Linked DNA regions of Homo sapiens: region 1 is linked to region 2. Evidence: chromatin contacts called from ENCODE Hi-C or POLR2A ChIA-PET data. All regions are on one chromosome and are shown on one strand. The core of a region is the stretch at or near the end of the contact, and the rest is flanking DNA. Distances in the headings are between cores, read along the strand shown. Region 1 has its middle 23 kb from the start of IP6K2. Region 2 holds the start of TMA7 (translation machinery associated 7 homolog).

What was found. Hi-C counts contacts between places; a loop is a spot of excess contacts on that map. ChIA-PET counts read pairs that join two places held with the same protein, here RNA polymerase II (POLR2A). Pooled maps may share reads with other maps.
Region 1: a loop to region 2 is called in a pooled map, with 3 times the contacts of the local background. The contact joins the enhancer-like site here to the promoter of TMA7 in region 2. A Hi-C loop is called at or near these places in 4 of 50 pooled maps. POLR2A ChIA-PET finds 5 or more read pairs at or near these places in 3 of 52 experiments (AG04450, MCF 10A and PC-3).

What each region holds. Positions count from the first base shown.
Region 1 is chr3:48,737,732-48,741,910 of GRCh38, forward strand. No RefSeq gene overlaps it. Among named protein-coding and RNA genes, the nearest start is that of IP6K2, 23 kb to the left of the region's middle. Within about 2 kb of position 2,385, at least 28 of the 41 ENCODE cell types and tissues checked have a DNase peak (open chromatin) inside an H3K27ac peak, as active enhancers do; they include PC-3, where a contact is called at or near this core.
Region 2 is chr3:48,438,115-48,442,112 of GRCh38, forward strand. TMA7 (translation machinery associated 7 homolog) reads left to right here and starts at 2,143. Exons shown (of 4, transcript NM_015933.6): 1 at 2,143-2,198; 2 at 2,289-2,344; 3 at 2,427-2,514. The coding sequence starts at 2,183. CCDC51 (coiled-coil domain containing 51) reads right to left here and starts at 2,005. Exons shown (of 4, transcript NM_001256964.2): 1 at 1,874-2,005. RefSeq lists an enhancer at 1,811-1,950 and a silencer at 2,381-2,440.

The DNA.
Region 1 (4,179 bases), core at 1,135-3,634, 300 kb after region 2:
ATCCTAGAGGGTAATTAAGACTGGGACTAAAGCCAAGTATTAAGTCCAAGGAGGGGAAAGCACTGGAGGGATTTTAAAGAAGAGTTGGGATCTGAGAGTGGACAGATTAGAGGTGATGGCAGTTGGAGACTTCTTCAGGACAGAAGGGTGGTACAACTGGAGAGGGAGTACTGATGAAAAATAAGAGGATGGGCCGGGTGTGGTGGCTCATGCCTGCAATCCCAGCACTTTGGGAGGCCAAGGCGGGCGGATCACATGAGATCAGGAGTTCCAGACCAGACTGGCCAACATGGTGAAGTCCTGTCTCTACTAAAAATACAAAATTAGCAGGACGTGGTGGCCTGCACCTGTAATCCCAGCTATTCAGGAGGCTGAGGTAGGAGAATCCATTGAACCTGGGAGGTGGAGGTTGCAGTGAGCCGAGCTCGTGCCACTGCACTCCAGCCTGAGCAACACAGCGAGACTCCATCTCAAGAAAAAAAAAAAAAAAGACAATATTTGGGACAGCTGTTTCATAGCCTTAGTGGAGATGTCAAGCAGTGGGACAACTAGTTCAGGGTGAAGTGTCCCAGCTGGAAGTATAAATTCAGAGAGAGCAGCATGGTGATAACACTCAAAGCCACACTGTTCCTGACAAAATTCCCTAAGGAGGGAGGGAGGGAGAAGAGCCCAGAGTACAGTCTTGGGTCACTCCAACATTTAACTATGTGTAGTTAAAGGTGGCAACAGAGATGAGGATGATCATAAGAGCTGGAAGGAAAACCAGGAGGGCTGAATGATTCCTGAGAATGTGGTCCTTGAAGCAGGAGGGAGAAGTCAATCCCAGTGAATTTTGCTGGGATTCCAGAGAGCTAGTATGTGCACTGGTTTTGTCAGCGGAAGTCACTGGGGACTGTGCCATGGGCTGTGGCAAGAATGGGAGGTGAGGAAGGGTAATGGCAACCACAGGCAAGTTTCAGAATGGGGCAGGAGCTAGAGGAGGATGGTGGGGAGCAAAGAGGGAGACCGGAGTTTCTGACCCATGGCAAGTCATTGCTGAGGGAGGCAGAGGTGCGAGAGGTTGGAGGACAGGGCTCTAGGGCCAGGCAGCAAGCACTGCAATGGTTTTGGAGATGAAGGGTACAGGTGAGATGCTGAGCACAGACCTCACCTCCAGGATGTAGGTCTTCAGGCCCCTGGCAGAGATGGGCCTCTGATCCCCAAAGAGGACCTCCAAAGGTGGAGGGGGCAAGAGTCTGATGAGGAGGTAGAGGGGTGCTTCTGCACTCCAGGTTCCTTTTCCTGCCCATTCCTTAAACCCGCTGGCTGTTCTTGCTCACCCCCACTCCCTCCTGCCTGGAGTCAGCCCAGGGCCTCCAGCGCTGAAGAACTGGACAGGCAGCTCAGCTCGGAGTTGGGAACACAATGGTCCCACTCGGGCAGAGGTGGGGCTAAGGTCTCTGATGACCCTCAGCTGCACCCACAGCCCTGGGACGTGGGCCATGCAGAGAGGGGTTGGTGGCAAATAATTCCTAGATTTTTTTTTTCCAGAACAAAAGACAGGAAAATTACCAAGAAAAGGATCCCACAAGGCCAGGGTTGGGAGGGTTCCTAGTATATCCTGGACACACACACCCTGTCCCCAGCACGTCCAGGCAGGACAAAGCTGGAGGGGCCAGCTGAGGTATTCCCATTGTGCTAGAAGCCCGCCCAGTGTCAGTGGGCCCCACCCCTGCACTCTTAATATGCCCTTGCATGCACCTGGCCCTTGAACTAGTTCCCCAGTGCCAAGTGAGGGCCTTCCCGGTTTTCAGTTGTGAGGCCAGCTCTGCGTTAGGGGTGGGGGCTGCTTTTGCTGTAAGCCAGAGATACAAACCTTGAGGTGAGCACAAAGGCAGAGACCACAGCAGCGAGTGGACCCCAGACAATTGATTGCAGTTGGGTCTTGGCCCAGCCCAGGTAGGCAAGGGACTCAGGCAATGCCAGGGTCAGTGGGAGTGGACATCCTCCCATAAGCCTGCCATCTTCGTACACAGCTGCAAGCGGAGGCCCAGGATGAGGGTCCCAACCCGTTTTTGTCTGGCTAGACTGAGACAGGAGCTGTCAGCCAGGTGGAACCATCTTGAGTCCCGAGGGAGGTGCAGCGCCCCAAGCTCAGAGTCTGAGGGTCACATGCTCTTCCACCCAGCTATGCTCTGGTTGGAAAAGAGCTCAGGGACCCAGTGCCACCAAGGCTGGAGCTTCCTGGAGAACAACCCCTCGTGTGGGGTCTGGGCTGAGACTTGGAAGGTCAGCGGGGGCCCTGAGCCAGCGCGCAGCCTCATTTGTCACCCTGGGCTTGGGGCCGGCTGCACAGTTCTGGGGCAGGATGCTGGGAGCTCCAGGACAGCCCGGCCCCTGCTGGCCAAAGTGGCAAAATGCAGTACTGCCACTCACGCGTGCTTCCAGCATGTCCCGCGTCCCAGGCTTACCCGTCCCAAAGGCCTTCTCCCTACCTGGCCACAGGCCAAGACTCAGCTCACAGCAGACATGGGAGTGTGTACTGCAGCTGTCCACTCGTGCCCACGCCAGCAGTTTCAGAATGAAAGTGAACAGTTTGACCATCACTGGATGTTATACTCTAAAGTGCTGGTTTGCTTATCTGGTGGGTCTAGATTTTAGCTCCTTTTTATCTGTTTAGCAGACAAAAAACAACTGCACACACCTCCCCTCCTTCCGGGAGTTGGAGGACCTAGCCAGAAAGGGTATTGCTGGATCCTGGCTTATAGCAGAGTACACAGTGACCTTTGTCCCCTGGCTCAGTGCAGTTCTGCAGAGGGAGGAAGGGGTAGGCCCATGGCCAAGAAGGCTACAGGGGATTTGGCTGGTATCTTCTGTTTCAGCAGCCTTCCCCAATAGCTGCCTGTCAAATGTGCATTTGTCTGCCTATCAGCATAGACTGACTGGTGAAGAGTCCTGCTGGTTTTCCTAGTGGGTAGTGCCAATCCTCTGGTCTCATACTGTAGCCTGGCTAGCCTCCTGCCCTGTGGTGTACAAATGGGCTGGGCACGCCTAACTTTGTGTACTGAAAGACATGCCAGATAAATGGTTTTATAGAACAGAAAGAAATGCCCACAAGATCAAGGATTCTGGTTGGGAAGAAGTGAGAGGGAGGGTTAGAAATGTTGTAAGTGGCTGGGCGCGGTGGCTCACACCTGTAATCCCAGCACTTTGGGAGGCCGAAATGGGTGGATCACTTGACGTCAGGGATTCGAGACCATCCTGGCCAACATGGTGAAACCCCATCTCTACTAAAAATACAAAAATTAGCTGGGCGTGGTGGCGCATGCCTGTAATCCCAGCTACTCGGGAGGTGGAGGCGGGAGAATTGCTTGAACCCGGGAGGCGGAGGAGGTTGCAGTGAGCCAAGATCACGCCACTGCACACTCCAGCCTGGGCAACAGAGTAAGACTGTCTCAAAAAAAAAAAAATTCACACATAAGAGACACCTTCAACTGGGCGCAGTGGCTCACGCCTGTAATCCCAGCATTTTGGGAGGCCGAAGCGGGCGGATCACCTCAGGTCTCTACTAAAAATACAAAATTAGCTGGGCGTGGTGGCACATGCCTGTAATTCCAGCTACACTAGGAGGCTGAGGCAGAAGAATTGCTTGAACCCGGGAGGCGAAGTGCAGTGAGCCAAGATTACGCCATTGCACTCTAGCCTGGGCAACAAGAGCGAGACTCTGTCTCAAAAAAAAAGAGACACCTTCAGAAAAATTTGATTCCTAGCACCTGACCTCACAGAAGGCAATTGAGGCCAGAAATGCATTGCTGGCCAAACTTTCTCATGATGTTTAGAATAACTAGCATAAAGATCACAATTTCTGGCTGGGCGCAGTGGCTCACGCCTGCAATCCCAGCACTTTGGGAGGCTGAGGCGGGCGAATCATTTGAGCTCAGGAGTTCCAGAGCAGCCTGGCCAACATGGTGAAACCCTGTCTCTACTAAAAATACAAAAATTAGCTGGGCATGGTGGTGGGTGCCTGTAATCCCAGCTTCTTGGGAGGCTGAAGCAGGACAATCACTTGAACTAAGGAGGCAGAGAGGTTGCAATGAGCCGAGATTGTGCCACTGCACTCTGGCCTGGGCGACAAGAGTGAAACTCTGTCTCAAAAAAAAAAAAAAAAAAGATGACAGTTTCTGAGGAGTCCCTACCTGG
Region 2 (3,998 bases), core at 893-3,392:
CCTAACCTCTGGAAACTGTAGCACCCCGGCACTCGGCACTCAGACTCCTCTCTTATCCAGTCCTGTGGTTTTAAAAATCATCTATGAAAATGGTCAAAAAAATTTATTTTGGTGATGGCCATACAACTTTGTGAATATAATAAAACCACTGAATTGTACACATTGCATGAATTACATGGTATGCAAGTTATATATCAATAAAGTTGTTTTTTTAAAAAAAAAACAGAACTATACTCTTGACTCCTCCAGCGCAGACCTCTCTCCCCAGGGTTCTAGGCTCATTTATCAAACTTCCCAACCTATATCTCTGCCTGAAAATCTAATGGGGATCTCATCTTCCCCTCCCAAACCTTTTTTTCCCATAGCCTTCTCCATCATGGATGACAGCAATACCAAGTTCAAATATTCAGATCAACAACCTCGCATCACCCCTGATTCCTCATTTCTCTCCCACCTCACATCCATCTATCAGCAAATGCCCCTGGCTTTCCAAATCCAGGATCCCTCCTCCTCTCACCTCTGCCACTGCTACCAAATGGTCCCAGTGACCCACATCACATCTCTAGCCTGGATTATCCCAAGAGCCTCCTGACAGATGTCACCCTGCTTCTATTCCAGCCCCTACAATTTATTGTCAGTCGAGCAGTCAGTGTTCCTTTCCAAACACAGGTGGAACCATTGTCTCTCTGCTCAACCTCTACAATGGTTCCCCACTTCTCTCAAGGTAAAAGCCTGTCTTTTCCATGGCCTACAGGGAACCTACCCACTGGCTCTCATTCCTCTCTGACCTCATCTCCCACTAGTCTCCCTTTCCTCACTCCACTCCAAGCACATGGACCTTCTTGAAGTTGCTGGAACGCACCAAGTTGTCCCCAGCTCAGGGCCTTCACGACAGCTGCTATCTGTGCTGCTCGCTCCCTCACCTTCTTCAAGTCCTGCTCAAATAGTAGCCCCTTGGGAGGTCTTCCCCATGCACCCTATCAGATATGGCCATCCCACTCCCACCCTAGCACTCCTGACCCACTTTCTCTGCTTTATTTTTTCCATGCATATATCACATGACCTGCAACATGTATCCCATTTATTTGCTTTGGTTATAGTCTGTCTCACTCACTAGAATTTCAGCTTGGTACCTACATATAGTACGTACCCAGCAAAAAATGTACTCATCTGCCTAATCTCTGGACACTGTAGCATCCCAGCGCTCAGCACTGTTATTTAAAAAAATAACAACTTTGGCTGGGTGCGGTGGCTCACGCCTGTAATCCCAACACTTTGGGAGGCTGAGGCGGGGGGATCACGAGGTCAGGAGTTCGAGACCAGCCTGGCCAACATGGCGAAACCCCGTCTCTACTAAAAATACAAAAATTTTCCGGACATGGTGGCGGGCACTTGTAATCCCAGCTACTGGGGAGGCTGAGGCATGAGAATCGCTTGAACCCAGGAAGCAGAGGTTGCAGTGAGCCAAGATCGTGCCATTGCACTCCAGCCTGAGAGACAAGAGCAAGACTCCATCTCGGGGGGAAAAGAAAAAAAAGCTTTATTGATATATAACTTGCATACCATATAATTCACCCAATGTGTACAATTCAGTAGTTTTACTATATTAACAGAGTTGTATGGCCATCACCAAAATAAATTTTTTTGACCATTTTCATAGATGAACAAACAGAATTCGCAAACTGCTGCACCCCTGACTATATTATAAAACTCCTTACAGGGTTTTCCAAAGCTATAGGACCACGTGATATAACTCCCGTCCACTTCTGCCATCTCCCCGCCTAATCTCCCTCCACCCAAGCTGTGCTTTCCTTGGTTCCAGGAAAGCGACGAGCTTGAAGCTCTTTGCACATGCACATGCCCTGCTGTCTACCTGCAGTGCTCTTCCCGCGCACGGCCACAGGCCTGGTAGGCCGTCCGGTTAAGTACCCCTCCTACGGTTCCGATTCTACCCTGGCAGGACAACCCTAGCTCCTCGTACCTGGCGTGGCCCGACCAATCGTCTGCCACTCAGTTGACCTCTGACCTGTTAGTACCCGCCCCTGGAGCGCCGCATCCGGTAGCGAGAGTTCAACTTCCTGACTAGGAGCCAATCAGCGGGGCCGCCTCGCTGTCTACGACAAAGGGTGGGGCAGACGCTCCGTTTCCGGTGGCAGGGTCTGGGGAAGCGGCGGCAGGCGCCATGTCCGGCCGCGAAGGTAAGTGTTCCGGAACCGTGAGGACTGCGGGGACGGCGGGGTGGGGACCGGGCGGCAGGGGCAGGCCGAACGTGCTCGTGTCGCCCACAGGTGGCAAGAAGAAGCCACTGAAACAGCCCAAGAAGCAGGCCAAGGAGATGGACGAGGTGAGGGCGGGCGCGGAGGCACTGGCGGGTGCGGGGGCGCTGGGAGACAGGCCTGAGTTGAACACGCTCTGCCTCTCCCCAGGAAGATAAGGCTTTCAAGCAGAAACAAAAAGAGGAGCAGAAGAAACTCGAGGAGCTAAAAGCGAAGGCCGCGGGGAAGGGGCCCTTGGGTAAGTGGGGGCCGAATGGAGCTCAAGCTGGCCAAACGCTATGAGCACCTATTGGGATGAGGGCGCGGGCATGTCTTTTTCCTGCCTCCTGAACTGCGAGGTCTCGTTTTCCGACGTCCGCTGCAGCGAATGGTCTCTAGCCAGTCTAGGATTTGCAGCGGCAGTAAGGGCCGGGAGCTGGAAACGAGGTCTCCTGCCTCCCAGGCAGTCTGGGCTTCCATTCCTTAGGAAGAGCTGCAGAAACGGAAACAGTGAAATGTATTTACCTCAGACGCAGATTCACAGTTAAGTTTCTCAAAGTCTGACGTCGTCCGCAATCTTTTGCCCCAAATTCGTATTTCACTGCCTTCTAGTGTTTGAACCTTACTTGACTTAGAAGTTTTTTTGTTTTGTTTTGTTTTGTTTGAGACAGAGTCTCACTCTGTCTCCCAGGCTGGAGTGCAGTGGCGTGATCCCGGCTCACTGCAACCTCCACCTTCCGGGTTCAAGCAATTCTCCTGCCTCAGCCTCCCAAGTAGCTGGGATTACAGGCGCCTGGCACCACGCCTGGCTAATTTTTTTTTTTTGAGACGGAGTGCGGCTAATTTTTGTATTTTTAGTAGAGATGGGGTTTCACCATCTTAGCCAGGCTGGTCTTGAACTCCTGACCTCGTGATCCACCCGCCTCAGCCTCCCAAAGTGCTGGGATTGCAGGCGTGAGCCACCGCACCTGGCCAGTTTTTTTTTGTATTTATAGTAGAGACGGAGTTTCACCATGTTGGCCAAGCTGGTCTCGAACTCCTGACTTCAAGTGATTCACCCGCCTCTGCCTCCCAGAGTGCTCGGATTACAAGCGTGAGCCACAGCACCTGGCCAACTTTTTTTTTTTTTTCGTACTGCTTATATTATCTCTAATATATGCTTTTTTGCTTTCTGAGTCTTTTTACTTCTGGGTATGCCTAGACTAAAAGATAAAGTCCAGGCTCTTCAGTGTGCTGTTGCTCCATATGCTTTTCTAACTGAATCCTCCACCTTTTTTACATCTTTTATGTAGGAGAAATTCATTACATTTCAAAATATTTTTCAGGCCCAGCAGTTCTAGTACTTTATGTGCATCATAAGCATTATTTTACATTGATCCAACTAGTGATTATTTCCTCCACAGTTGTTTATGCCCCCATTTGAGCACTGTGAGCCATGCTAGGCATGATGGAGACAAGGATGGTGGGAGTGTCATCTAGGGCTTCCCAAGACCTCTCTCCCAGTGGGTTTGATCCATTATTGTTTACCTACCCAGCACTGAGATTTCTAGCTCTTGAGATTCCTTTTCAGAATGGTGTAAGGGGCCAGGCACAGAATGGGCTGACCATAATCCAAGTGCTTTGGGAGGCCTAAGCAGGAGGATTATTTAAGGCTAGGAGTTCACAGCATCAAAGGGAGACCCTGTCTACAGAAAAAATTTAAAATTAGCTGGGCGTGGTGGTGGTGGCGGCCCGTTTCCTGTA